2 separate regions of the Mus musculus genome follow, and region 2 is linked to region 1. The links are chromatin loops, found by intact Hi-C in ENCODE. Cell type or tissue: left cerebral cortex. All regions are shown on one strand. Each heading gives the region's core, and the rest is flanking DNA. Links, peaks and the distances in the headings are about the cores only. Region 1 overlaps Catsper2 (cation channel, sperm associated 2). Region 2 holds the start of Zscan29 (zinc finger SCAN domains 29).

Region 1 (14,135 bases), core at 1-8,000:
TTATTCATGTTGTTTTGGTAGCCCTTATATTATTATCAGGTGATAATAAATGCTGTAAGACTACTTTTGTCATTGAGGGGAGGGGGTGTAGAGCTGGCAAGATGGTGCAGAAGGTTAAAGCCCTTGTCATGCAAGCCTAGTGAACTAAGTTAGATCCCTGGAACCACATAAAGGTAGAAGAAGAGAACTTACTCCTAAAGGACCTCCATGTTTATGCCGTAGCATGCCTGCCTCCCAACATGCACACTAGGAGTAATACCAGTACTAACTCAGAAGAGGATAAGTTAGGCAATACATCTAAACATTTAGTTCAGTATTTAACATATAACAAATGATTAAATGTTGCAATAGTGTACAAGTATAATAAAATCAGACTGGAGAATGATTATCTAGAAAATATTAAATATGATAGAAAAGGAGCTAAATTCAAAGCATACTAAAAAGAAATGTCCCCATGTTGCTTTACGAATGAGAACCTAGTGGTTGTGGCACACTCCTTTAAACCCAGCTCTCAGGAGGCAGGGGCAGGTGGATCTCTGAGTTCCAGGCTAACCTGGTCTACAGACCAAGTTCCAGGATAGCCAGGGCTACACAGCAAGACTCAAAACAAAAACAAAGCCAAGTTTAGATTTCTGCTTCTGTATATTCACACTCTGTTTTTTTAGGGACCTACTAAATTCACTGGTGACAGTGTTCATCCTCTTCACCTTGGATCATTGGTATGCAGTACTTCAGGATATCTGGAAGGTGCCAGAATCTAGCCGTGTCTTTAGCAGCATCTATGTTATCCTTTGGTTGCTGCTTGGCTCCATAATCTTTCGAAATATCATAGTAGCCATGATGGGTAAGCACAGAGGAGAGGTACAACTTCTTAGGAGGGATGGTGGGAAGAAACTGGCACGTAGGGTTGGTGGACTATTGGTAGAGAACCCAGTGTAGCAAGGAAGTGTGGATATTGGAATAGATATTTCACTTTGTTTCTCCCCTCTTAAGCATTCTTCTTGGTCTAGTAACTACCACCTTTTAATTCCTAATGGCCCTTTGGGGGCAGTTACTAACTTTCAGAATATCAGAAGTGAGCTGAGTGAGGAGATGAGCCACCTGGAGGTTCAGTATAAAGCTGACATGTTCAAGCAACAGATTATCCAGAGGTCAGCTTCTATGTATTCAAACCCAATGTTATTTCTCAACTCATTCCCTGTTTCTTTTCCTTGACCCTGTGAGTAAAGAAGTTCACATTCTAGTGGTTTTTGTTTTGTTTATGCTATGGGGGTTTCTCTATTCCCCTTCATAGCTTAGGTTTCTTTCCTTATAGATCCGAATTATTTTTTTTATTACACTTCTTCTGACCCGTGGCATTTTTTTCCTAATTTTAATTTCTTTCTTCTTCTTTTTTTTTTTCCTTTTTCTTTTTGTAGGAGACAGCACTCTGAATCACTAAGGTAAAGTAGTGATAGCAACATGGATGACAGGAGAATGAGGTAAATTGAGATGGAAAGATGAGGCATAGGTGGTAGAAATCATCAAAGATGAAGCTTTGCTGAGAGAGAGTCTATGATACTCTCCAACATTACATGTTTATTTTCTAACTCTAAAACCCATGAGTGTGATTTATTTGAAAAAGGGGTCTTTGCGGATGTGGTTAATCTAAATATCTTTAAATGGATCATTCTGGGTTATTCGGGAAGGTTCTAAATTAGCAACAAAGATCCTTCTAGAAAACCAAGAGAAGATATGGCAGCAGGAAATAGGTGAGAACAGGGAGGGCTGTTTGTCTTGTGGAGACAGTGTTTCTTTCTGTAGTCCTGGAGCTTGATGACCCCCTTCAATGTCACAGAGCTCCTCCTGCCTCTGCCTCTGCCTCTGCGCCTCTGCCTCTGCCTCTGCCTCTCTGCCTCTGCCTCTCTCTGCCTCTCTGCCCCTCTGCCCCTCTGCCTCTCTCTGCCTCTCTCTGCCTCTCTGCCCCTCTGCCCCTCTGCCTCTGCCTGCTGCTGGGATTAAACACATGTGCTACCACACTTAGCACATTGTTTTGTTTTTGTGGAGGATTTTTTTTCCTCATTTTTTTTTAACTTTAGCCCATCATGACTGGCTTATGGCTTGTAGTTTTAAACAGGGCATCCTCATTAAAAGTAATATATGAGCAAAGACTTGAAAGCAATGAGATTTCTATGAGTGTATATGGTGAAAGTGTTAGTAGCAGAGAGAATGGCTGTTACAAATATTCTAAATTGGAAGTACACTCAATGCATTTGAGAAACAGAATTGACCATTGTAATTGGAACAGAAAATGAATAACAGGAAAGAAGTCAGTGAAAGAACGGATTGCATATTAGCTACTTTTCGACAGCTGTGATAAAACACCCAGAGCAAGGTAACTTATGGAAGAGTTTATGTTGGCTTATATTTCCCGAGAGAGTAGAGTAATGGCAGGGAAGGCATAGCTAGAGCAGGAAGCTGAGAACTCAGCTCTTTAACTGCAAACATGAAGCAGAGAGTGACCTGGAAGTGGGACAAGGCTGTGAACTCTCAAAGCCTGTCCCTAGGGGCATACTTCCTCTAGCAAATCTCCCCTTCATAAGGTTCCACAACCTTCCCAAACAGTACCAACAACTAGGGACCAAGTGCTCAAATGCATGAGCCCGTGGGATACATTGCTCATTCAAACCACCCTAGCACGGGAGCATGATTCATTAGGGCTATAGGAGGTTCTTGTAGACCTTAAACATTTATAACAAATGGAAGCAAACCAGAGGAATAGTATTAAGAGATTTCCATTTAAAAGCAGGTTTTCTGTGTGAGAAGGAAGAGAACAGTTAAGAAAGATACACTGGGGATGATTGATCTGGGATTACCTAACCCTGAATCTGAGAACAGTTTTGACTCTTAAAGCTGTAAGCCAAAGCCTTAGGGACGCCAGATCGGGACTAGCATAATAAATGAACTGCTACATCTTTTAAGTATATTTGAAGCAATAAAATTTCTTTCTATATGTACAGAGGGACCAGTCTTGGAAAGGTCTCCGAAGACATAATAGAAACTTCTGATGCTAGTGATGATGATGACGATGACGACGATGATGACGACGACGATGATGATGATGATGACAAAAGCGATGCTACTGAAAGCGATGGCGAGAAAAACGAAAACGAGGAAAGCGATAGTGAGAATAGTGAGAGTGAGAATAGCGAGAGCGAGAAAATTGATCCTGAGAAAGACTATGCCAAGAAAAGCTATCCTGAGAAAAGCCATCCTGAGAAAAGCTATCCTGAGAAAAGCCATCCTGAGAAAAGCTATCCTGAGAAAAGCCATCCTAAGAAAAGCTATGATGAACAAGCTGAAGCTGAAGAGTCAAAAGAAAAAGCCTACCCAGTTTCCCATTCAATCTCGTCCCATGGCTCCACTGCAGCCGATACTGCTTTCCTTGGTACGCAGAGTGGCTCCTTCCATTTGAATTCACATTCCTCTTGCTTAGGAGACCCACAGTCATTGTTTTGTGGCCCAGGATGATTTTAAAACTCAATTCTCCTGCCTTATGCTGCAAATTCTGGCAGTGTAGTGAGTGTAAGACATCCAGGTTGTCATTGTCTCCTCCTCCTCTTTTTTTTCCCCTTCCTCTCTGTAGACTTACACTGTAGCCCAAGCTAGCTTGTAAGTTATTATATAATCCTAGCAAGCCTAGTCACTCTGCCTCCCAAGCTCTGGAACTGCAGGTGTGCCACCACATCTGGCTTAGACGTGTTTTAAAGAAGCATTCTTCCTCACAGAAAACCTGGACTGGGAGACCCTTGTGCATGAGAACCTGCCTGGGCTAATGGACATGGATCAGGATGACCGCATTGTCTGGCCCAGAGACTCACTCTTCCGATATTTCGAGTTACTGGAAAAGCTTCAGTATAACCTAGAAGAGCGCAAGAAGTTACAAGAATTTGCAGGTGAGGATGTAAGGCAGTCATGGGATCCAGGAGTTTTTAAGTATAAGGACGTAGCATCTCTGTCTCAATCACCTCCCCTCATCAAAAACAGTAACTTAGGGACGAGCTAGAAATCTGGTGTCACCAGGGGGCGCTCAAGTCTTACAAGCTCTGAAAGCTTGATTCTCAGGATAACACGGTTGGTAGTATTGAGAACCAGACCAAGGTAAGTTCCTGCTGAACCTTGCAGTGGATTCTTTTCTCTGAAGGCCACATTTCAGCTCTAAGCTCGGGGTCTCATTGGAGAGCTAGAATTTGGGAAAGTAAACACTACTGCATCCTGAAAAGTAAACCAACCTTCACCATCACTCTCCAGAAGGAAGTAGGTGAGCTAGCTGCACAGGAGAATTGAACTTACGCTGAAAACTTACCTACTCCAAATCATTTTTCCATTTGGAAAATAAATTTACCATTTGGAGATTAATTTGAATTTATAAAATTCCTCCAAAAAAGAAAGAGGAGGAAGAAGAGACAAAAAAAAAGGAAGATACACACACACACACACCTACCCATAAACTATAAGTTAGAACATCTGTTCTTTTGTTTGTTTTGTTTTTTGTTTTTTTTCGAGACAGAGTTTCTCTGTGTAGCCATGGCTGTCCTGGAACTCACTTTGTAGACCAGGCTGGCCTCCAACTCAGAAATCCGCCTGCCTCTGCCTCCCAAGTGCTGGGATTAAAGGTGTGCGCCACCACGCCCAGCTTTTTTTTTTTTTTTAACATTTTCTTTTTCTTTTTTTTTTCTTTTTTTCTTTTTGGTTTTTTTGAGACAGGGTTTTTCTGTGCAGCCGTGGCTGTCCTGGAACTCACTCTGTAGACCAGGCTGGCCTTGAACTCAGAAATCTGCCTGCCTCTGCCTCCCAAGTGCTAGGATTAAAGGCGTGCGCCACCACTGCCCAGCTACAGTCAGTGCTCTTTTTGTTGTTGTTGTTTAAAGATTTATTTGTTTTATGTATATGAGTACACCATTGCTTTCTTCAGACACACCAGAAGAGGGCGTCAGATCTCATTACAGATGGTTGTGAGCCACCATGTGGTTGCTGGGATTTGAACTCAGGACCTCTGGAATAGCAGTCTTAACTGCTGAGCCATCTCTCCAGCCCCATAGTTAGTGCTCTTAACAGTTGCCATTTCTCCTGCCCATTTAAATATTGTTTAGTTTTGTGTGAATTTTCTTTCTTATATCCTTTTAAAATGAACCTAGTTGAAACTCAGAAATTAGGCAGCAGGATTTGTGTATGTGTGTGTGTGTGTGTGTGTGTGTGTGTGTGTGTGTGCATTGTGACACAGAAAGGCCATAGGAATTTATAACATTTAGGGTTAGGGGTCAGGAAGATGGCACAGTGGGTACTTGTCACCAAGCCTGGTTACTGGAAGGACAGAACCAACTTCTGAAAGTTGTCCTTCAATTTCCATGTATGAGCCATGAAATTTAAGCCAGCATATCAGAGATAATTTTTGTCTGTATCAAATGTTGACTGCAGTTAATTCTGTTCTTTCAGTCACTCTTAGCCCTATCCTAGTAGGAGGAGACAGGATGGAAGGTATGAAGACGTAGGAAGGAACTTTCAGGTTTTGTTTTGAGTCAGGGTCTCACTTTTAATGTTTATGAGACTATGCAACTGAGGCAGACCTCAAATCCCAGCAATCCCCCACCTCATCTATGAAAGCAGAGCCCAGGTCGGTGGATTGATTTTTTTTTTTTTTTTTTTTGAGCCAGAGTCTCACTATGTAGCCTTTGCTGGCCTGAAACTCACTATGTAGACCAGGCTAACCCAGAATTCACAGAGATTCCCCCTCCCTCTCCTTCTAAGTGCTGGGATTAAAGGAGTCCAGATAAAACACTGTTTCTGAGTCCAGATCTTTAGAACATTATTTTTTAACTTTCCTCAAGTGATGAGTAGATGTTCACCACATCCTCCACACATTGTAGCCTTTCCTTCCTCACCCTCCCATAAGGCCACCCTTCCCCTGTGACATTTCTTACTTACTGTGGAGAACTGAATGCGTGAAGAGGTCAGAGGACAACACTTGAGCATCCTATCCTTCCATTCTGTGGGTTCTGAGAACTGAACTTGGACAGTCAGGCTGGGCATCATGTGTCTTTTACCTGCCAAGCTACCCTGCTGTCTCTTTTCTCTTTGTCCCATAGGCAATTTCATTTCAACTTTCATGTCATACATACATGATTTTATGTATCTGTATAAAGTCTGGGAACTGCAGATGGAGAAAATACATGATATTTATTTTTCCAAGATTGTAGAGCTCAGACCTTGATGAACTTGCTTATGGTAAAGAGAAGATAGATTTAAGTAAACATTAGTCAAGATTTGTGTGGGAATCTGGGACTCAGACAGCAGGGCCTTTACCAAATATATGTGTTCAAACATTGTTCATGTTCTGACCTCACGGTTTGTTTCTTCACAGTCCAGGCCCTGATGAGTTTTGAAGACAAGTGAAGGTACAGTGGGTGACAGCTGTGTCCTTGGACCCAGCAAAAGCTAATGAAGAAAATAATTGGAATTTAAAATATAAATATCTAATAAATACTGCTAATGAATATTTCTGGTAAGTTCAAGTTTTTTTTAAAGATGTGTTTATTTTATGTATTTTATATATATGAGTACACTGTAGCTGTACAGATGGTTGTGAGCCTTCATGTGGTTGTTAGGAATTGAATTTTTACTACTTCTGCTCAATCTGGTCAGCCCCGCTCCCTTCAGTCAACTGCGCTCGCTCAGGCCCAAAGATTTATTATTATACATAAGTACACTGTAGCTGTCTTCAGATGCACCAGAAGAGGGCGTCAGATCTCATGGGTGGTTGTGAGCCACCATGTGGTTGCTGGGAATTGAACTCAGGACCTCTGGAAGAGCAGTTGGTGCTCTTACCCACCGAGCCATCTCGCCAGCCCTCAAGTGTTTTTTTGAGGTGTGGACGATACTAAAAGGCAAACAAATGACTTCAGAGGCCACTGGAGCCCCTGCTGCTTCTTGACTTACCAGCTAGTGTCCAGTTCCTGATCTGGCTCTGTGACTAGCTCCTATTCTTCCTGTAACTTTTACTTCCTAGCAAGAGTCCCATTTCACTTTATTTTAACCACAGTCTGTGTAGATGTCTAGGTGGAATGATTACGTCTTCGGAGATGTTTGTGTAACTACTTAAGTGATGAACCCATTGTCTGCTCTGCTAATAGCTCCCCTCTTGTACATCATTAACTTTCTTTTTCAGTGCTAGCAATAGGACCCAAAGCTTCCTGCATGTTAGACCTGTGTTTTACCCTTAAGTCTCTAGTTCTTTTCTTACTGATCTTAATTGACTTTATTTCAGTTCTACAGCCAGCCAACAGTCTGGATCAGAGATGGTTGAGAGTGCTCCCGGGCACTATTAACTGCAAATACATATCATTCACGCCCACTTCTGGACCTAAAGGTTGGAGCGCTCTTCATCTCACTTGTCATTGACCAGGGACGTTTCCATGTCTGTTTGTTCCAGTGTTTATGAGACCTCAGAAATTATCTATTTCCCATCAAAGCAGAGCCCCCTTTTTGTTTGCGTATGCTACTGGTGATGAACCCCATATCTTCATGCATCCCACCACTGTGCTATAGCCCCCAGCAGGAAGCCCCATCCTGAAGGGTTGACTATGAAGCTGATGCTTAGTGGTGGACTATCTGAATGGTATCCCATTCCATTGTTGAAGGACTCGAGCCTCCTTTGGTTGAGTTTTAGTGATGGGGTCTTTGGTTCTCCCTGAGGCTGGCCTCAGACTTACTGTGTAGCGCAAGCTGGCCCTGAACTCCTGCTGCAGCCTCCTGAGTCATAGGACTGCATGCCAAGCATATTATTTAATTCTTTGGAAATGCTTATTATTAAAAATTCTATCTTTGACCAGTGGCATGTGCTTTTAATCCCAGCACTGAGGAGGCAGAAGCAGGTGGGTCTCTGTGTGTTTGAAACCTGCCTGGTCTACAAAGCAAGTTCCAGGATGGCCAGGACTACACAGAGAAACCCCGTCTTAACCTTCTGCTCCCCGACCCCAAATAATTCTATTAACCTGAGCTGAGGAGATGGCTCAGTAGTAAAGTACACTTGCTGCTCTTATAGAGGACCCAGGTTCAGTTCCCAGAACCCACATGGTGACTCACAACTGCCTATAACCCCAGTTCCAGGGATTCAATGCCTTCTTCTGCTCTTCTCAGGCATGTGGTACACAGAAATATGCTCACAAAACATACATGCACATAAAAATCAATAAATATTTTTTAAAATGCTTGATATATATAAGCATTTTTGTTTGTTTGTTTGTTTTTGTTTTCCAAGACAGGGTTTCTCTGTGTAGCCCTGGCTGTCCTGAAACTCACTCTGTAGTTCAGGCTGGCCTGGAACTCAGAAATCCACCTGCCTCTGCCTCCCAAGTGCTAGGATTAAAGGCGTGTGCCACCACTGTCTGGCATATATATATAAACATTTATATAATATGCATGTTCTATAATATACTCTATATTTGAAGTATGTATTATATGCCATAAAATAACCAGGTCTGAAAGATAACCTCCCATTTTTATTTTTTAATTGAAAACTTTTTTTTTCCTTTTGAGACAGAGTTTTACTCCATAGCCTGGACTAGAACTTACTATGTAGCCCAGGCTGGCTAGCTCTGTGGCTAGTAAGACCTTGTCTTAAAACCAAACAGGACGGAGAGATGGCTTGGTTGATAAAGTGCTTGTTGATCAATCATGAGGATGAAAGTTCAGGTCCCAGAACCCACACAGAAGCCAGACATGGCAGCATGTCTATGATCCTAGTTCTGAGAGGCAGAGACAGGTAAATCCCAGGGGCTCACTTGATAGCCACTCTAGCCAAAACTGAGTTCCAGTTTCAATTACAGTCCCTGTCTCAAAAAAGGATGAAGTGGAGAGTGATAGAGGAAGGCGTTGGATATTGACGTGTGTAGGGGTGTATGCCTGTGCATATGTACATATGTATGCCTGTACACATATGAGCACGCATGCATTCACCACTCCCACTCACCCCACACATAAAGGAAGCAAGTACCAAAAAGGAAGATAGAACACTGAACTATATACTTTAAAATATCTCATGTTGGGCTGGAGAGATGGCTCAGTGGTTAAGAGCACTGACTCTTCTTCCAGAGGTCCTGAGTTCAATTCCCAGAAACCACATGGTGGCTCACAAACAACTGTAATGGAAGCTGATGCCTTCTTCCGGTGTGTCTGAAGAGAGCAATGGTGTATTCATAAAATAAATACAATCTTTTTTTGTTTGTTTGTTTTGTTTTGTTTTTCTTTTTTAAGATTTATTTATTTACTATATGTAAGTACCCTGTAGCTGTCCTCAGATCTTCCAGAAGAAGGAATCAGATTTCGTTACGGATGGTTGTGAGCCACCATGTGGTTGCTGGGATTTGAACTCAGGACCTTCGGAAGAGCAATTGGTGTTCTTAACCACTGAGCCATCTCGCCAGCCCCCTTGTTTTGTTTTTCAAGACAGGGTTTTTCTGTGTAGCCCTGGCTGTCCTAGAACTCACTCTGTAGACCAGGCTGGCCTCGATCTTAAAAATCCACCTGCCTCTGCCTCCCGAGTGCTGGGACTCAGAATACAGTGCTTGTCTGACATGTGCATAGCTTGGGCTCTCATCTCAGGGAGAAAAACAAAACCAGAAGTGCTGGAGCTTGCTTGATGTTGCCCCTGCTAGAATCACACTAGGTCAAGGCAAATTTAATCTTTCTCTCTCCTTTGAAAACTTATACTTATTGATGAGCATGATGGGGAGCAGAGGCCAGCCTAGTCTAAATAGCAAGTTCCAGGATAGCCAGGGCTCATAGAGAGAAACTATCTCAAAACCAAAACAATAAAAAAAATACATTTATTTATTTATTTATTTATTTATTTATTTATTTATTTGTTTGTTTGTTTGTTTGTTTATTTATTTATTTAATATATGCCTATCCTGTGTCAGTGTCACAGAATGCATGTTGAAGTCAGAGGACAACATACAGAAATCAGTTCTCTCTTTTTACCAAATAAGACCTGCGGATCCAACTTGGTCTTCAGACTTGGTGGCAGGTACTGACCTTTACCCTCTGAACCATGTTGCTCCCCTCCCCTTTTGAGGCAAGGTCTAGAACTCCCTACATACAGACAGTAGGCTGGCCTCAAGCTCCCGTCTGAGTGCAGTGGTTTGCAGGCATTTGCCACTATAACCACTTCTCTCTCTCTCTCTCCTCTCTCTCTCTCTCTCTCTCTCTCTCTCTCTCTCTCTCTCCTCTTTCTCTTCTCTCTCTCTTCTCTCTCTCTCCTCTCTCTTTTAAACAAACAAAACCAGGGGCCTAGTGAGAGATAGCTTAGTGCTTAAGCATATCTACTTGGTTCTTGCCCAGAACTCAAGTTAGGTTCTAGTACCCATCCCAGGTAGCTCACAGCCACATGTAATTCCATCTTCAGGGGGTCCAACACCTTCTTCTGGCTTATGTAAGCACTTGAACTCATGTGCACATACCCACATACACATAATTTAAAAAATGTAAAACCCAACAAAACAGGTGCTCAAGGAGACGTCAAACTCATTATGTGTGAGAATGATGTTAAATTCTGATACCTCCACCTCCCAAGTGCAAGGATTATAAGCAGGGCCACCATGGCCAGATTTTTTTGTTTTTTTTTCAAGACAGGGTTTCTCTGTGTAGCCCTGGCTGTACTGGAATTCACTCTGTAGACCAGGCTGGCCTTGAACTCAGAAATCTGCCTGCCTCTGCCTCCCAAGTGCTGGGATTAAAGGTGTGCGCCACCACTGCCCGGCCAGATTTTTTTTTTAATTAAAAAATGTTTATGTAGTATGGGGTGACATTAACATACCACAGTGTATCTGTGGTGGTCAGAGGAAAACTTGCAGGAATGACTTTTTTCTTTCTACTGTGTCAGTCCTGGGGACTAAATTCAGGTTATCAGGCTTGATGTCAGTCTTTGCCAACTGAGCCATTTTACCAGCTCTCTCTTAATTGTTTGAGACAGGGCCATATGTAGCTCAGCTTAGCTTCAAACTAGCTACATAGCCAAGGTTGTCTTTGAACTTTTGCTCCTCCTTCTTCACCTCCCAAGTGCTGGGATTGCATGTCTATACCACTATGCCTGGCTTATCTCTGATTTAGATATTTTATAGATATGTGAATTATAGATAGTTATGGTCATCAAACTAAAAGTGATGGGAAGGAACATAGAATTCAGATATATATCAAAATACAAACATGGATATATAATATTATATATATGGTTTTTTGAGACAGGGTTTCTCTGTGTAGCCTTGGCGTCCCTGGAACTCACCAGGCTGGACTCAAAATCTTAAGATCCATCTGCCTCTGCCTCTGCCTCTGCCTCCTGTGTGCTGGGATTAAAGGTATGGTATCACTACCACCTGGCATGCGCATATACATACATATATATACATATATATTATATATATTTGAAAAAATAATATTTATTCCAGCCTTAAAGGCTGGGAGAAGCTGAGGAGGAGGGTGACCCCAACCCCATAGGAAGACCAGCTAACTAACCAGGACCCCTAAGATCTCTCAGACACTGAGCCATTAACCAGGTAGCATACACTGCCTGATATGAGGCCCGCAACACATATACAGCAGAGGACTGCCTGGTCTGGCCTCAATGAGAGAAGATGCATCAAACTTTGAGAGACTTGAGGCCTCAGGGAGTGGGGAGGTCTGATGGGGTGGGGGTGGGAGACATCCTCATGGAGATGGGGGAGGAGGAATGGGATAAGGAACTGTTGGAGGATAGACCAGGGGGTGTATAATGACTAGACTAGAAAAAAATTAAATAATAATTATTATAATAACTTATTAAATCAATTATTTATTAAATAGAATTTATTAAATATATATATTTAAAAGATTTATTTATTTTATGTATATGAGTACAATACTGTTTTCAGACACACCAGAAGAGGGCATCTGATCTCATTACAGATGGTTGTGAGCCACTATGTGGTTGCTGGGATTTGAACTCAGGACCTCTAGAAGAGCAGCCAGTGCTCTTAACCACTGATCCATCTCTCCAGCCCAAATATATATATGTTAAATGAGCTTATGTTAAGATATTACATTGCTTCACACCTGAGCATTTGACAGTTGCTTTATCCTTGAGGTTGGATGCCCAGCAGCTGGAAGAGTCACCCAATGGGTGTCTTTCACTGGAGAGCCCAGAACTGGTGGTAACTCGGTCTGTAAGGGTAGGTACCTAAGTACTCCCGGTCTGACACTGAAAACCTGGGAAGTTCCTGGAGAACTTCTGGTCTGCAGTCAATGATAGAAGCTTGAAGTTGCTGGTTCTGATATCAACAAAGGAATGGGTGGTGACAGCAGTGCGGTAAATCACCTCAGTGACAAGGGTGAAGATCAAGTGAGCAGAAGATGGAGAACCGTACTATCAGTGTGTTCTCTGTGGTCTGGTGCCCTCCACATTTGGGGTGGGTCTTCCCATATCATTTAAGGCCATCAGGTACAGTTCTCCTCTCAGGGCATCCTAATGTGTAGCAGCTTGACCTTCAAACCGACTGTCACACTGCACAAAGGCAGAGGGAGAGACTGAATCCACAAATGTGGTGACAGTGTTGATTTGAGAGTTTGAATTACCTTTCTGATTGCTAGGATTAGAAAGAAGTAACTTAAGGGAAGGAAGGTTTATTTTGGTTTGGGGAAGGTATGCTGGGAAGAGCAGAAGGCTGGCTGCGCACACAGCATCCCATCCAGGAAGCAGAGAGTTAGGAATGCTGAGGCTCAGCTTGCTGGTTCCTTTTCTATGCATCTAGGAACCTAGCCCATGGAATGATGCCATCACATTTAGGGTGAGTCTTCCCAACTCAGTGAGCCCAATCTAGACACCCGCCCCTAACATAGCATGCCCTGAGACTTGTGTCTTCACTGATTCTACATCCTGTCAAGTTAGCAACCAAATTAACCACCACAGCTAGATAGCTCAGTGGGTAAATGTACCTGGTGCTAAATCTAACAAAACTTGAGTTTGACCGCAGGGACCCACAGACTGGAAGGAGAGAACTGTCTTTCAAAAGTTGTCTTTTGACCTCCACATGGGCACCATGGTTCAAGTGTCCCACTCCCACAAAAAAAATAAATGAAAATGTAATGTTTAAAAGCTAATAAAATATACCACATTTTCTGTATCCAGTCCTCTGTTGAGGGACATCTGGGTTGTTTCCAGCATCTGGCTCTTATAAATAAGGCTTCTATGACATGGAGGGACCCATGGCTCCAGCTGCATATATAGCAGAGGATGGCCTTATCTGGTATTAATGGGAGGAGAGGCCCTTGGTCCTGGGAGGCTCAATGCCCCAGTGTGGGAGGATGCTAGGATGGTGAAGTGGGAGTGGGGAGGTAGGTGGGTGGGTGGGGGAGCACCCTCATAGAAGCAGGGGAAGGGAGGATGGGATAGGGAGTTTGTGGAGGAAAAACTGGGAAGGGGGATAATGTTGGGAGCCGCCCTCACATTCGCCGTTACAAGATGGCGCTGACAGCTGTGTTCTAAGTGGTAAACAAATAATCTGCGCATGTGCCAAGGGTATTTCTCCACCCCATGTACTCTGCCTTCCCCGTGGCAACAACTCGGCCATGGGCTGCAGCCAATCAGGGAGTGATACGTCCTAGGCGAAGGATAACTCTCCTAAATAGGGACGGGGTTTCGCTTTCGCTTTTGGTTTTGTTTTTTGCACTCTTGCTCCTGAAGATGTAAGCAATAAAGTTTTGCCGCAGAAGATTCTGGTTTGTTGTGTCTTTCCTGGCCGGTCGTGAGAAAGCGTGCAAGAGGATAACATTTGAAATGTAAGTAAATAAAATAACCGATAAAATTTTTTTAAAAGCTAATTTAAAAAAGAGGACTAGGTGACTTATATTTAATGAAGCTCAACCACAAAGGCCATGAGGTAATTATGAGTCTCAGATTGCTTTGGTCTCCCTGCATTGTCCCAACATGCAGTTTCTGTTTGCCTCTACACGACAGAGATTGTTAAGGTATTGGTTAGATCTTAAATTCATTGCTTAGGTACAATCCACTGAACAAAATGAATCATCTGACTACAAAGGATCTAGAAAATGTGTGGAATGCTTGGTTA
Region 2 (15,250 bases), core at 2,617-10,616, 230 kb after region 1:
CCTGGCCAGGTAGAAAGGATGACTCATCTCAGACCCTCTATTTGTTCCCATTCTTCCCATAGCCAGTGGAAGCTCAAAGTCAACTGAGAGATGCAGCTAGGCATGGAAATCTGTACACTCACTACTAACTCCACTCATGTAGGAGGTTCCCTCCCATTTCAAGTTTAATAGAGTGGTCAGGAGCACAGTCTTTGAGTTACACAGATCCTATTGTTTACCTTGTTCTCTATGACCCTGAGCGTATATAATTATGTATGTAAAGCTCTCAGCAAGGGTATGGCACAGAGCAATAACCATTGACTTTAATGAGCGCAGTCATCTCTGAAGCACTTTCCCACTGGCTTTGTTAGCAGTCAATGGAGCAGGGCTTTACGGATCTACACTCACTGAAGAAGTAAAGCAGCTACAGTGTAAGTCGACTAACTACACTGCGAGTAACAACCTAAGGCACAGATACTATGGCCAGAAAACATGGAGAACTGAGCTGAGCACAATTCATTTGTCTCCTTAGTCCAATAATGGGTAAACAGAAGAAAAGAATTCCTATAAAATGCCTAAGGATTTTCCTCATAGATATTACCCCACTCAAAAAAGACAATCTTCTGATGGGGTGGGGGGGCGCGGGGAATTAACTGTTCAATGTGTGATAAAACTTTTGACAATGGGTGTCATGTATGAATATAACAAGCTGAGTTTTGCCCAGTGATTCTTAACTCTCAGGAAACCATCTTCTTTCTAAGTGGGTCTCTTGTCCCTATTCAAAGCCAGAGGTTCTAAACCCTTAGTACAACCTGCTTTCACCACCAAATGCCCAAAGTATTTTCTCTAACCTCAGCAACATTCTTAGGTAGAGCTACATACTCTACTTTCTCAATCACAAGGTGTTTAAAGAAAGCATGTCTTATTCTTGAATGTCTGATATTTTATATGGACTGTAAAGAGATAATGCTAAACAAATACATAAAAAATATTAAAAGCAGTGTCTTCCAAAAAGTCTGTAAAACAGTATTGATTATTAGATTTTCTTTGAAGTTTATCATAAAAAGTTCTCACCTTTTGGCTTTTAATTTGCTCCACTACAACCATCACAGAGGGGAAAAGGAGCTGGAACTGCAAAGCAGAGGAAACTCAAGGTGTGAATTAAATACAGGATTAAAAAAAAGATCAACTCAAGATTAAAAGACACACCTTAATTATAGCACTTGAGAGGCAGAGAAAGGTGGATCTCTGTGAATTCCAGGCCAGCCTGGTTTACAGTGTTTCAGGACGGCAGGGATACACAGAGAAACCCTGTCTCAAAAAACAAACAAAAAGACAAAAACAAAAAACCGGGTGGGGTGGGGAAAGTAATACTTTTGTTTCCAGATGCAATACCACAGAATAGTCAAGTTGGGCATCCTAAGTCAATCTGACATCAAAACACTCTGTACCTTGAGTCTTGTGTCCCTGCTACTATCCATGTCAACAGGACAATATTCACATCATATTAAGGCCTAATTAAACGTGGAACTTTTTGTTGCTCAGTTTTTGTTTTTGTTTTTGTTTTTGTTTTTAAAGCTGGCCCAGAACTTACTGAAGAAAACTTATAGACTAGGTTAGCCCCTTCCTCCTGAGTATACCAGGATGACAGGCAGGTGGCATATACATTACACTTTTAAAGCAGTTCTCATCTAACAAAGCACAGCTAATAAAATTCAGAAAATATATTTATTGGGCTCTGACCTTAGGTTAAAAAGTTTTTAATATACCGCCACAAATTGGGATTATTTAAAAACGGCAAGACTCCAAAGCATTTTAGCATTCCAAGGCATACCTGATCTAAGGAGTAATTGACATGTGATATGGAGAGATGCGGGTCAGCCAGGAACTGCAATAAAAGCACACTTATCAGAATCCTACACCAATAACTTGAATTTGCTCTATATAAACTAGGAGAGAATGTGACAATGAGCTCAGTGTTTGCTTTAAGCTCTGCAGAACTAATAGATGAAACAGTTACTTTTCAGATGACAAGTCCACTCTGGAGCCACTTTGAAAACCGTACCCTCTAGCCACACGGGAAATAGCTCACTCTTACCTAGCTGACCTTCTCAAACGCCACTTCTAAGTCAAGAACATGCTCTAATCTACTATCCCCTCAGGATGTTGCTGTCTGTATTACCTCCTCCTCCTCACCTCTTGTTCCAAATCAAGCAGTGCTTGGCGATACGGCTGCAAAACTGAATCCAGCCCTGTGCAGAAGGCTCTCAGGTAGATCCCATGCAGTCCCCCTTGGCCCTGCTGGGGAGGATGGTGGTCCTGCAAATAAACAAAGACGGGCAACGTCTCAGTCAGAGCCAGCAACCCGAGAAGATACCGTCTTTTACTAGGAGTGCTTACATTTTTTAATAAATAATTCCATATCAAAGCAGTATTTTAGCAAGAGAAAGAAGATAAATGACTGAAAATAAAATGTATGCAAGGTGCCTCAGGAAAGAAGTGCTGACATGGCCACAGTATGGTTAAGGGAAAGGTTTTGTTGTAGGATTTGGTTCCTAGTGTCTGTTGTGTGACAAAATTTTTCCTGAACACAACACACACACACACCTCCTCTAGTCACTAGATGAGGAGCCATGACAGACCAAAGTATAGATACTGCTGTGAACCAGTCAGTTTTATTTGGAGTATTTATAGGAATATGAGTGAGGGGTTACTTGCCAAACTCCAGCCTAACATGGTTAGGGTGACGGCTCACAAATCTGAGAACCTGGAGCACACTGCATAGCCTACAGGCAGCTCAACAGGTTGGAGTATCCTGTCCAGGTAGCTCAGTTGGTCTGAGCCTCTTCTAAGCTGGTTTCTGCTTCTTTGGGGGCTGCTTGGGGTGTGTGTGTGTGTCTGGTTTTAGGGAATACCTGAAGCTATTCTAAGTTGTTGACTTTGTGTCTTAAGGTGCTTCTCCCAATGGTGATTCTCATAAGCACTGGTAATTCTAGTTCCTGGGGGACTCAATACCTTCTGGTCTGGGCAGGTACAGGACATACACATGGTGCACACAGATGCAGCAAGCAGAACTCAGACCCATGCAATAAAAGTAAATCTTAAAAGCATCAAGACGCTCATCGAGGGGACATATAAAATATGGCTTGTCTTTCAAGGATCCTTCAAGTTGTCTGGTTGGTCCCTGCTGCTCTCCAGGCAGCCTGGCTTGACTGAGAGTCTTTTCTGTAGCTGGGCTTGTCTGAGTGTGACTCAGTGGTCTTTATTATTTATTCTTTGGAGGGAAGAGCCTAGTGACTCTGGTCAGCTTCATATAAAGCTTCTCATATCGTTTTATATGAGGAAGTAATGGTTAACAGTTAGCTAAAGGCTATGATGGAGGTAGAGATCTGGGTAACCAGGCTCTCAACAGTACAGAAGTACAGAATTCAGCTCCAGATGTGTTACAGAACCTTGTGTTCAGAGGTTAGAAAACACAATGTAGTCAGCCAGAAGAGGTTACAAAAAAAAAAAAAAAAAAAAAAAAAAACCAGAAGGATCCTGAAGTTCCTAAAGAGAAATGTTCATAGGATGGACATGAGACCAGACGGGTTTACAACCAGCCAATGTTATTCTGCTCTTATGGCATTACAGAAAACCTGAATGAGTCTTCATTCATCACTCATTAACACAAAATGTTGTTACTGTTGCTCATTTTAAAACAAACAAACAAAAACAAAAAATCAAAAGAAAGGACTTTCTTTTAGAAGTTGAGAAGTAGGAATTCTCATTACATAAAATCTGTGTAAGAACATGAGTAGAGTTTTTGTTGTTACCCAAGAAAAGTCAGAGATCTTGCCTTCCCTTGAGCATTTCCAGTGATTCATAAACTCAGGAGTATTCCAGAAATTTCTAACTTGCTTTACCAGTGAATTCACTGCCTGATAGCACTCCTGCCCTGTAGAAGCCCATATCCAGATAACAGGATCTCACCTGTTGCTGCACATGGCCTGTATACTGTTCAATGAACTCAGTGAATCGAATGTAGTCTGTGCCAAGCCGGCAGAGTCGATTCAGGACACTAGTCTCACTGGGGTGAAGAAATGGAAAATCCTGGGAAACCTGAAAGAAGAGGGATAGTCATAAAGGAAGCTAATGCCTGCTAGTCACCAGTCATAAAGGAAGCTAATGCCTGCTAGTCACCAATCAAGGTTCTTTGCAGCTTAAAATGCTTTCTATTCTCTTTTCTATTTCCTTTCCGTAAGGTGCCCATGGTTTTACATGGTTTTAATTTTCCTTGTTACTGGGTTGGTAATTCTGGTTAACAAGGTATTGTTACACAATTACAAGGTCGTGTTCCTCATCCAGATGTAATTGCTTGTTCTTAAAATAGGTACCCTAGAGAAAGAATTCACACAATAGGAGCTGGAAAGATGTTCTGGGACTCACATAGTAGGAAATTCTTGCAAGTTGTCCTCTGACCTACACAGAGGGGATCAGGGGAGAGGAGAGGAGAGAGGACAGACAGAAACAGACAGGGACAGAGACTCCCTTGGCTTATATCTTCAAATTATGTTTTGCTTGAAAGCTTAGGCAAGTTACATCATGGCACCTCTCAATGTCTTAGTTTTCAGAAGTAAAAAGTGGAGATAACTGTGATAACAGATAATATGAATGACAGGTGTTAATCACAGTTACAGATTCAATATATATGTATGTGTGTCTTTTATTACTGATGACACTTCTACAGTTATCAATTTTTTTGTGACTTTTTAAAAATATTTTTATTAGGTATTTTCCTCATTTACATTTCCAATGCTATCCCAAAAGCCCCCCATACCCCCCCAACCCCCCTACCCCCCCACTCCCACTTTTTGGCCCTGGCATTCCCCTGTACTGGGGCATATAAAATTTGCAAGTCCAATGGGCCTCTCTTTCCAGTGATGGCCGATTAGGCCATCTTTTGATACATATGAAGCTAAGAGTCAAGAGCTCCGGGGTACTGGTTAGTTCATAATGTTGTTCTACCTATAGGGTTGCAGATCCCTTTAGCTCCTTGGGTACAGTTATCAAATTTGAACACTTCTTGTTGACAGAGTTTTAGAAAAGTTCTAGGTTTAAGATCAGTGAAATGGCTCAGAGAGTCAGGCATTTGCTACACAAACCTGAAGACCTGAGTTAAATCCCTGAAACCTACACAAATGTGGGAAGAGAGAAGTGACTCCATAAAGTTGACCTCTTCATACACTCTGTGACATATATGCCCACACTCATACAACATAGACACATACTCTAGTTTTAAAAAAAAAAATTCTAGTTTAGGCTTAATTACTGTGAAAAAGTCAACTCCACCTTGAAGTCACTGATACCATTTTACACAACACACTTAGACACATTTGTAGTTGTCATTCTTTTCTTTGCCTTTCTCTGCCCTCTGTTCCCTTCTTTTCTTGCTTTCTTTTTTGAGAGAAGGTTCCACAGTGAAGCCCAGGCTGGACTTGAATCACACCAATAATCCTGCTTCAACTTCCCAAAGGCTGGGATTACAGGCACAAACACTACGCCTGGCTATTAAACTCAGTGTTGCCAATTTAGTTTCGGCAAAATATTGAGTATCACGCTATATCTGGGCTTCTCACGGGGGTTGGGGGAGATAAAGGAACAGAGGGGGAGAGGAAGAGAAAACAACTAACGGGTACATTCCTGTTATACTCTTCTAATTACAGGAAAAACCCCCTCTCAAGTTCTTCACCTGGTACAGAAATTTTCGAAGAAAGGAGGGAAACACCATATGTTTACAAATTCATTTTTTTCATCCAACACAATTTACTGAGTATTGTGTCTTGAGCGCTTTGTATACATTTCCACTACTTTCAAAATTCAATTTGAATCAATGCAAGAGTTCCCTATCCCTCCCCCTTTTCCCTCAAATAACTATCATCTAATTCCAGCTACACATTTAGGGATTCAGTTTAACAACAAATTCATATGCAGTGAAAAGAAGTGTGGTTCTATCCACTCCTAGTGGTTCTCTAGCAGGAGTCGCGGGACCGCAGGGCCCCCATAGCCGGAGCTCCGTAGGGTTGGCCCTCGGTTTCTCCCCGCTCGCGGGCGCCGGTCGGTTGGAGTTCCCCGGGTCCCGCCCCTTCGCTGCGGCTCAGCTGCACCCGCCGCGCGGCAAGCGACTCGTCTCTGACCCCCTGCATACCTGCAGGCCACTCCGCTTGTTCCAGGTGAAAATGGACCCTGGGTACCCACTCAGGGCCAAGAGCAGTTCGTGAATCATTTCTAGGGCGGCTCGGGAGTCCCTAGATCTACCACCTCCTCTTTTCAGCGCCTCTCCGGGCGACCCCTCACACCCAGCGGAATCTCTTGCCCTGAATCCCCGCAGTCCACCGGGAGAGGAGATGCCACAGAGCCGCGCGCCGCATCCCGGAAGTGCGCGCGGCCCAGGCGCCCACCGCCTCGCTCCCGCCGCGGAGCCGCGAGGAGGCGCCGGTGCCGTCGCGCATGCGTCCTGGGCTCCAGGAGAAGCCCGCTCGGACTTCCGGCTTGAGAGCGGGACTGAGGCTAGCCCAGGAGGGGAAGGGATGAGAGTGAGTTGAGAAGCTGGTTGAGAGAGACGCGGCCTGGGGTGGGCCGGCGGGAGTCCTCAGGACGCCTTGGCAGGGTCTGTGGCATTTTGACCGACTGCCGACGTCTCCCAGAGTGACCCGGCCGGAGGGAAGAAAACAAAGCTGGAACTTGGCAGCCGCCGCTGTGGAGCTGTGCTCGAAGCCCACGGACTCGCAGCACCGGCCCGCATCGGCCTCGTTCTCAGGAGACCCACCACTGCCGCCCCTCGAGCTTCCTCGCTTCACCAACTCCTGTAACTCTCCCCTAGTCCACCTCAATTTAGAAGCCCAAGTCGGCTCCCCCGGTGCGCGACCTTCCCCATCTGTCGCCCCGGAACTCTTGCCGAGTTCTTACTTCGTTCGGGAGGCGCGAGCAAGAGACCCAGTGTTCGGCACTTGACTTTGGTTCGGGGTGGAAATTTGTAGTTTGGTGTTCAAGGGGCGGGGCAGACACCAGGAGCTTCTGGAAGGACGGCGGTGGTTCTAGGGGAGAATAGCCGGCGCTCGCTGGACAGAGGCTTTTTGTTGTCGTTCGCCAAACGTTTTGACCGATTTGATCTGGGGCGCTAATGATTTACCTGAGGTGGGAGCGAAGCGGACAGATTTTTCTTTTCTCTGCAACTTCCTGGGGATACTCTAAACGTCACCTAGAAATGCAGTTTTTAAAAGGTCATTTTCACCTTGCCTATTGATTTGCTGTCCTGAAAAGGTACTGCCTCAGAAGGCCACTTCGAGCATATTGAAAGTCAGGCCGGCTCTGACAAGGTTTTAAACATGTAAAGATACTCTCCTCAGATAGCGCCATTTCTCTCTACTCTAGGATAAAACTCCTTTTTACAGAGAGACTCATCTGCAGGTGTTTCTCCAAGGGCATGCAAAGATAGTGTAATAAGTCCTAGAACCCAGACAGTGAGGAGAGAAACGGCTTTCTGCTGTGAAAGATGGCCAAACCCACTCGGAGAGGAAATGGCACAAGCTCTGAAAGCTTACGACAGCGCTTCAGAAGATTCCATTACCAGGAGGTGGCTGGGCCCCGGGAGGCTTTCAGCCAACTATGGGAACTTTGCTGTCGGTGGCTAAGGCCGGAGGTGCGGACCAAGGAGCAGATTGTAGAATTGTTGGTGCTAGAGCAATTCCTGACTGTGCTACCTGTGGAGATCCAGAACTGGGTACAGAAGCAATGTCCAGAAAATGGAGAGGAGGCGGTGACACTGGTGGAAGATTTAGAAAGAGAGTCTGGAAGACCTGGACATTCGGTGAGGAGGAGGGGGAATACAGTCAGAAGTGTGTGGCTGGGGAGAGACAAGGATGGAGGGGCAGTTTAAGATCAGTCGGATGTAAAGAGGTTTGGTGATTTTGATACTTCTGATCTGGAAGGGTTACTTTTTCAGGTAGGGCTTGCTTGGAGATGCCTACTCTGTTACAGTAAGTCTTTCACTTCAGTTTCTTAAGAGAAAAAATGGGGGAAGTTTCTTTTCCAGCTGCTATTTGGGTTTCTGTTTGATCTTTCTGCAGTTTCAACCACTCTAAGCTGATGATAACGGAATAAACACTTGTCTGTCCTACTCCCCACCCTCCACTCTGGCCTGGCCTCAGAGGATGGTCTCCCCCTGGGAATGCCCCTTGTTATGACCATGTCAATTAACGGGGGGTTATTTCTAGGTCACAGTCTCTGTGAAGGGGCAGGAAATGCACTCGGAGAAGATGACACCCCTGAAATCATCACAGGAGTTATTAAGTGTTCTGCAGGAGTCAGTGGAACCCCAGCCCAAGGGTGTATCCAAGAAAGAGAGGGCAAGAAGGCCAGCCCTGAGACTACAGGAGCAGATGAACCCAAAGGAGAATCTCAGACCTTTTCAAAGGAGCGGTGAGGAGTAGATGTGTGTGGGAGACAGAGCCCTCTAAGCTGGGAATAGGGTTGGGAGTAGTGAGTGGGGAAGGTTTCAGGGATAGTGGCACCTGTGTGGCACCTCCCAATGTGATGTTTCAGGACCCTGGAAAGGCAGCTAGCTCAACCCTCTGGTAGAGTAAGTATTTTTGTATCTCTTCCTTTGATAAGTCTGCCTAGTTCTCACTATAATCGGAATACTTTTATTTCTGGTGATAGATGCTTATTTTCTAGACCCTCTTCTATACTGAAGACACCTTCATTCTAGTAGTTTTTCTTTCCCTCTGTTCTTTATTCTTTAAATCTAAGTTCTTATTCTCTACATTGGAACCTTGAAGTTCTCTAAATACTTGATTGTGGAGAAGGAAATTATATCTGTGTTATTCTTGCAAGATGTTGTAAAGATGTAAGAATTTTACTTCAGAATTTTGCAACCTCCTGCAGTATAGCCCAGCATTACTACAGAATGGTCTTTGTTCACCTGGTAACACCATGACTCTTAGCTTTCCCCGGTGCCTTTGGATCTAGTCACTTAGTCATTTTGTAGAACTTGTTTTTCTTTTTTGTGCTCTATTGAACTCTATTTTGTTTTTGTTTTTGTTTTTTAAGATTTATTTATTTATAGGTAAGTACACTGTAGCTGTCTTCAGACACTCCAGAAGAGGGAGTCAGATCTCATTACGGATGGTTGTGAGCCACCATGTGGTTGCTGGGATTTGAACTCCAGACCTTCGGAAGAGCAGTCGGGTGCTCTTACCCACTGAGCCATCTCACCAGGCCTGAACTCTATTTTGTTTATTATTATTTAAAACTTAGTGAGGTTGTTTTGAATTCTGATCTTATCATCCAATATGACCAGTAATAGCATTCTTGGTTAGTTTAATAATGGTCTTTAGTCATCCATTGGAAGTACCCCAACCTTGATATAAGGAGCTGCAGAATCAATCTTACTGTGTGCTGCAGGGTACATATACTGCAGTAAGGAAAGGTACCTGTTGGCCAACAAGCTGGCTCAGCTGATAATGGTACTTTCTGCACAGCCTGATAACCTGTGTAGAAGTCCATGAAGTTGTCCTCAACCTCCACGTGCACCATAGCAAGTACACCATAATACGTGCACTGTAGCACGTGCACCCCCACCATATATCATGCATACACGATGAACGTTTTATTAAAGTACCTGTTCTCAAAAAGCTTACAATATGATTTAAGAGCACACAGTGAGCTATGAATATGTACTGAACTCAGCTGTTTGAAAAAAGGGTCAAGTTGCTCAGTTGTCCTGTAGGGGTTTGGTAGTGTGGCCATGAGATGGGGTCCCAGGAAACACCTCCTGAGGGCAATGGCAAGGAAGCTTCCTAAAGGATGGGTGAGTGCCAACAGGAGGAAGGGAGGCACAGAGGTAAATGAGAGTGTACAGTGTTCTTGAGAGAAGAGGAATGGACAGAATATACTAGACACCAAGGTTAAGGCTCAGCAGGACAGCAAGTGAGCTGAGGGGCAGTTAGCACAGCGACTGTTGTGGTGCTAGTTATAGGAAGAGGAAGAGTCTGGACATGAATGGAAAGGAGGACATGCTGAGGGAAACACTGAGAATTTGGTGACTGAGTGTAGAGGACCTTCCCCCCCTCCCAACTAAATTTAATTCTCAGGAGTGAAGTTAAAAAAAAAAAAAAACTAGAAGAGACAGGAATGAGTGACTGAGAAGTGCTAGGATCTGCAAACAAGTGGTGTAGAGGCTAGGGAGCAACCTGGAACGGAAATACCTGCTGGAAACTTACCACAGACCACTTTCTTCTCTTGTTCTGCTTTAGAAGACAAATCAAGCTCTTTCCTATCCTATGAGGTTTCCTGTATTTTCTATTCTTCAACCCATTGAAATTTCTGAAAACATTTCCTTTATAATTTGTTTGTTTGTTTGTTTTTTAAGACAGGGTTTCTCTCTGTAACCCTCACTGTCTTGGAGCTCACTCTGTAGACCAGGCTGGCTCAGAGGTCCACCTGCTTCTGCCTCCTGAGTGCTGGGATTAAAGGTGTGCAGCACTACTGCCTTTCTCCTTTATAATCTTGTAGATAAAAGCTGTGAAAGTAGCTCAGTTTGTAGAATGCAGAACACACAAGGCCTCATTTGATTCCCAGCATTAGATAAAACTCCGCTAGGCATTGCACATGTAATCCCAGCACTGAGGTGGAGGCAGGAAGATCAGAGGTTTAAGGTCATCCTCCACTACATAGCCCCAATCATTGCACATGTAATCCCAGCACTGAGGTGGAGGCAGGAAGATCAGAGGTTTAAGGTCATCCTCCACTACATAGCCCCAATCAGGCTAGTCTGGGCTATATGAAACCCTATTTCAAACAAGAAGATAAAATCTCTTGAATGAAAGAAAGGCTTTTTGTTGTTTGTATGATACTTTGATAACAAACTGTGATACTTTGGTTTGTTTCCCTGCAAACAGGATTTCCATTTCCTAAACCCAATGTGGTGTCCAGGTTGGATCAAGGAGAGCCATGGATCTCAGATCTGCTTAGCTCCAAGGAGAAGGATGTCCCAAAAGGCAACACAGGAACCAGTCTATTACCATCCAAGAGAGAGAGAACCTGCTGGGTGGAACAGGGTCACTGGGTATTTGATGATGAGAAGGTGGTGGGTGTGCACTGGGGCTACAAAGAGACTAGAACACTCCTTGCAATTCTCAGTCAGACTGAATTTTACGAAGCGCTCCGAAACTGTCACAGGAACAGCCAAGTGTATGGGGCTGTAGCTGGGAGGCTTCGTGAATATGGTTTCCTCCGGACTCTGGAACAGTGTCGGACCAAGTTCAAAGGCCTTCAGAAGAGCTACAGGAAGGTCAAGAGTGGTCATCCACCCGACACCTGCCCCTTCTTTGAAGAGATGGAAGCCCTGATGAGTGCCCAGGTCATTTCATTGCCCATTAATGGCCTGGAAGAGGCAGCCTCCCATTCTGCCCAGGCAGGCAGTGATGCTGAGACGGAGAAGCCAGGGCAGAGGGACTGGCAGCATGAAGATGGAGAGGAGGCTATAGCTGAAAGGTCAGACAGTGATGACCCGGAGGCAACCCCCCAGGACCCTGACAACCCACCTGCACCTGTCCTGTTCCGAAGCCCAAGTGGTAAGAAGCTTGTCTTGGGCTTTGGGATTAGGTTTGAGGAGCAATGAAACTGGATGTGGAACCACTTACCAGCTTGGTCATTTTAATAGGAAACAAGGTATTTCTCAACACTGCATTATATTCTCTTTTGTGAGCAAATCATGAGATAAAAGTAAGAGGATAGATTTTTTCTATCTCTTTTTAGTGCTTGGAATCAAACCTGGGACCTTACACCATGTAGTAAAACACTACACCCTTGAGCTACACCTCAAATTTCAGATATAACTTTTCAAAGAAATATACCCAAAATCCATTTTCTGTTTAGGAAATGAAAAAAACAAAAATCAAAACCCAGAAAAACCCCTCCATATCCCTCCCCCTTTTTAAAAGAGAATTTTTAAAATAAATAAATCATGGCTGAAAGAAAATGTTTTTCATTATCTTTGTTCTTATCTTTCCCTTCCTTTCTAGTTTTTTTCTGGTCTTTTGTTCTTCCCTGTTTTCCTTTCCTCCCAGTAAGTGAAAATAATGAAAAGAGGTGTTCTTAGATGGGAACTGTCTGAACCTTCCCTCTCTTTCCTTGGGAACCTTCAGGCAGGATATAACCATCCTCTGTTCCTTTGCTAAAAGCACTAAAGAGGGACCTGCAGTGGACATGTGTCAGGTTGAAGATACACTGGTCTTGCTTCTTTCCTCATTCTGGTCTCTGCAGTCCTTCCTCCTGCAGATCAAGTACATGAGTGTAGGACCCTTCAGGTCTTGGCTCTTGCTGGGGTTGCTTAATGGAGATAGTAACAGATGAAGACAAGCCATGATGGGAATTTGGCAGCAGTGTGATTCTGAAAGGGGCAGTTCCTTAGAATTTTAAGTCATTATTTTTTAAAATTATTTACAATTTTATGAATTTTACTTAAAAAAACTTGTAAATTAAAAACAAAATAACAATATCCCACCCAAACTAACCAGAACCAGTTTGACTATTGGTTCTGAAGCAGGGAGCTTCTTCCCATTGAAGTTTACACTTTTACTATCCAATACTGAATCATCCTATAGGAAACAGAAGGTAGGGATGACACATTGCGGGTCTTTTTTTTTTTTCCCCTGACAAATGGCTTTTCTAGTTGGGATCAGAACTGTAGAGAAATTAGTAAACAGGATGGGAGACGCACTGCGCACATGCACTTAGGTATCTACACGATTTGTTTTTCTTGTGACACAGTGCCTGATGAGAATAACTTAAGGAAGGTTTATGCTGGCTCACACTTGGAGTGTGTGCATCCTGCAGTGTTGAGAGCTGCTCTCAGTGTGGCAGTAGGAGTTGGAGGTAGCTGGTTATGCTGCTGCATCTGTAGTCAGAAAGCAGAGAAAGTGAAGCATGCTGGTGCTCAGCTTGCTTTCTTCTACCTTTTAATTCAGTCCAGTACCCTAGCCATGAGATGGTGCCACACAGTCAAGGGTGGGTCTTCCCTTAGGTAAACTTTTCTGGAAACACCCTCACAGACATGCCCACAGTATATCTAGTCAAGTTCACAGTGCATACTGACTGATCCAATGATCATGTAGAAAGACGACTTTTAAGTCACTAAATGGTACTAATAAAGTTCTCTGAAATCACTACAGGATACAGAAACAAAACTATAATTCATGTAGAGGTTTGTGATGAATCTAGGAACCTGAGCTTGGACGGCCTTCCTGTCTCTCCTTTGCTTATAAATTGAACCCCAGGCCTCTTGCATGTTTAAGGTACATTCTGAACTAGTGTCTCCAGCTAACTGGTTTTCCTAGAAGCCGGCAGTAAAACTGAAGAGTTGAGGCTCTAAAGCACTGGGTTAGGTGATGCTGAAATCTCTCTTCTGGTGCAGGTGTACACTGGGGCTATGAAGAAACCAAGACTTACCTTGCAATTCTCAGTGAGACTCAGTTCTACGAAGCCCTCCAAAACTGTCACCGCAACAGCCAGTTATATGGAACAGTTGCTGAGAGACTGTGGGAATATGGCTTCCTTAGAACCCCAGAGCAATGTCGTACCAAATTTAAAAGCCTACAAACCAGCTATCGGAAAGTCAAGAATGGCCAAGCACTAGAAACCTGCCCCTTCTTTGAAGAAATGGATGCTTTAGTGAGTGCCCAAGTTGCTGCCCCACCTAGTGATGACCAGGAGAAAGAAACAGTTTCTTGTTGCCTCCAGAGAACCAGTGAGGCTGAACCTGAGAAGCAAGATGAGGACACAGAAGAAGATTCAGATGATGAAGATGATACTGAAATACCTCCAGAGGCTGTTATAACCCGTGCCCCAGTCTTATTCCAGAGCCCCAGTGGTAAGGTTCTTTATTTCTGTTTTTTGAGACGGGTTTTTTATTTTGGTTTGGTTTTAGCTGAGATTTCCCTTGAACGCTGAATACCCAAGGATGTCTGCCTCTACTTTCTAAATGGTGGTATTACAGGTGTGTGCTTCCATGCCCAACTAAGAGTCTTTCAGTTCTCATAGTATAAGTAGCAAAAGAGATGCTATAGAAATTAGGTGAAAAACCTTGAAATTGAGAGCTGGCCACTATACCGAGCTCTTCTGAGTTCTTATCTTTCTTCCTATGTTTCCTATCTATTAAAACAGCTCAGTGAGAAGATGCAAATTATTAATGTGGCATCCTTCATTACACTACAATATCACTTGAGATAGTTGCAAACTTTGTAGATTTACTGTTATTTTCATGTGATGCTAAAGTGATTTAGTGCAAGTAACTTAAGCCCTAAATTTGTTAAGCATTAAGACCTTGGGCTGGAGGTATAGTTTAGTGGTAGACTGCTTGCTTGCTCAACATGCCCCAGGCTCTGGTTAATCATTCCCATTGCAAATAAAACAAAAACTACATTACAAGGTTGATGTAACTGTGTGACTGAGGTACTATGTGAAGTATCCACCACAGTGCTAGGCACATAGTAGGTATTCAATAAATAATAATTATCACTTCCATAAGTCTTTAAATCAGCATTCTGATGTTACATTGAATGTTAATATTTTACTAAAAATGTTGACTTCTGGGCTTGGGAAATGTTAAATAATCCTTTTGGAGGTGCACATATTAAAGATTCTAAGATCTCAATGAGTCCAGCAAATCTCTATTTTTATGTCCCACCTTAGTGTTAATCTTCTAGGAAATTCATACACCAGCTGACACTCAGTATTCCTTTGCTTGTAGATTTAGTCTAAGGAATTCAAGAGCCAAAGCTAACCTGAAACCTGTAAATGAGTGTAACTTTTCATAGTTTAGGATGAAAGGCTGGCATTTGCTTTTTAGAATGTTAAAAAAGCTGCCTAGTTGGGCTAATGTTTTTTGCAACATTTAGGTTTTAGAGAATGTCTAAAGATGCTTTTCTTTTGAGGTTCTTTGTTCTTTAACAGATGCTAAGTACTTTTTTTCTTCCCTGTTTTTTGCCTCCTTTAGCATGCACTGGAATGTGAGGGGGAGGGGACTTACCAAAAACTACTTCTGGATATAGAAAATTTCCAGGAGATGTTCCTGAGTGTTTCCTTTTAATTCCTTTAATCACTGCCAGTGGACAAGACCACAGTAATCCCGAGAGGCAGGAGAATGACAATGTGGAAAGTGTCTTTCTGTAAACCCTTCTTGCTGTTGTGAGTTTTTCTGCAGATACTGGATACTCAGAAAGGGTTGAAC

What was found. Hi-C counts contacts between places; a loop is a spot of excess contacts. Peaks named below come from ENCODE experiments on the same cell type or tissue, not always from the same donor. Only the 100,000 strongest peaks of a DNase experiment are listed, where the experiment ranks them.
Region 2: a loop joins it to region 1, with 2.3 times the contacts of the local background. A loop is called at or near these places in 13 of 42 quality-filtered maps.

Annotation. Positions count from the first base shown.
Region 1 is chr2:121,386,753-121,400,887 of GRCm38, reverse strand. It overlaps Catsper2 (cation channel, sperm associated 2), which reads left to right. Exons shown (of 13, transcript NM_153075.3): 8 at 666-844; 9 at 1,052-1,151; 10 at 1,419-1,442; 11 at 3,000-3,427; 12 at 3,768-3,935; 13 at 6,401-6,533. The coding sequence ends at 6,432. Among named protein-coding and RNA genes, the nearest start is that of Strc, 13 kb to the right of the region's middle. In left cerebral cortex, for the core only: a CTCF peak has its summit at 4,049 (motif pointing right); DNase peaks (open chromatin) are centred at 3,748 and 4,060.
Region 2 is chr2:121,162,388-121,177,637 of GRCm38, reverse strand. Zscan29 (zinc finger SCAN domains 29) reads left to right here and starts at 6,513. Exons shown (of 5, transcript NM_001290819.1): 1 at 6,513-7,828; 2 at 8,235-8,439; 3 at 10,920-11,594; 4 at 13,436-13,891. The coding sequence starts at 7,514. It overlaps Tubgcp4 (tubulin, gamma complex associated protein 4), which reads right to left and starts at 6,470. Exons shown (of 18, transcript NM_153387.3): 1 at 6,167-6,470; 2 at 3,952-4,080; 3 at 2,176-2,298; 4 at 1,814-1,867; 5 at 1,054-1,110. The coding sequence starts at 6,244. In left cerebral cortex, for the core only: CTCF peaks have their summits at 6,237 and 6,463; DNase peaks (open chromatin) are centred at 6,136, 6,493 and 7,581; H3K4me3 peaks cover 2,823 bases; H3K27ac peaks cover 999 bases.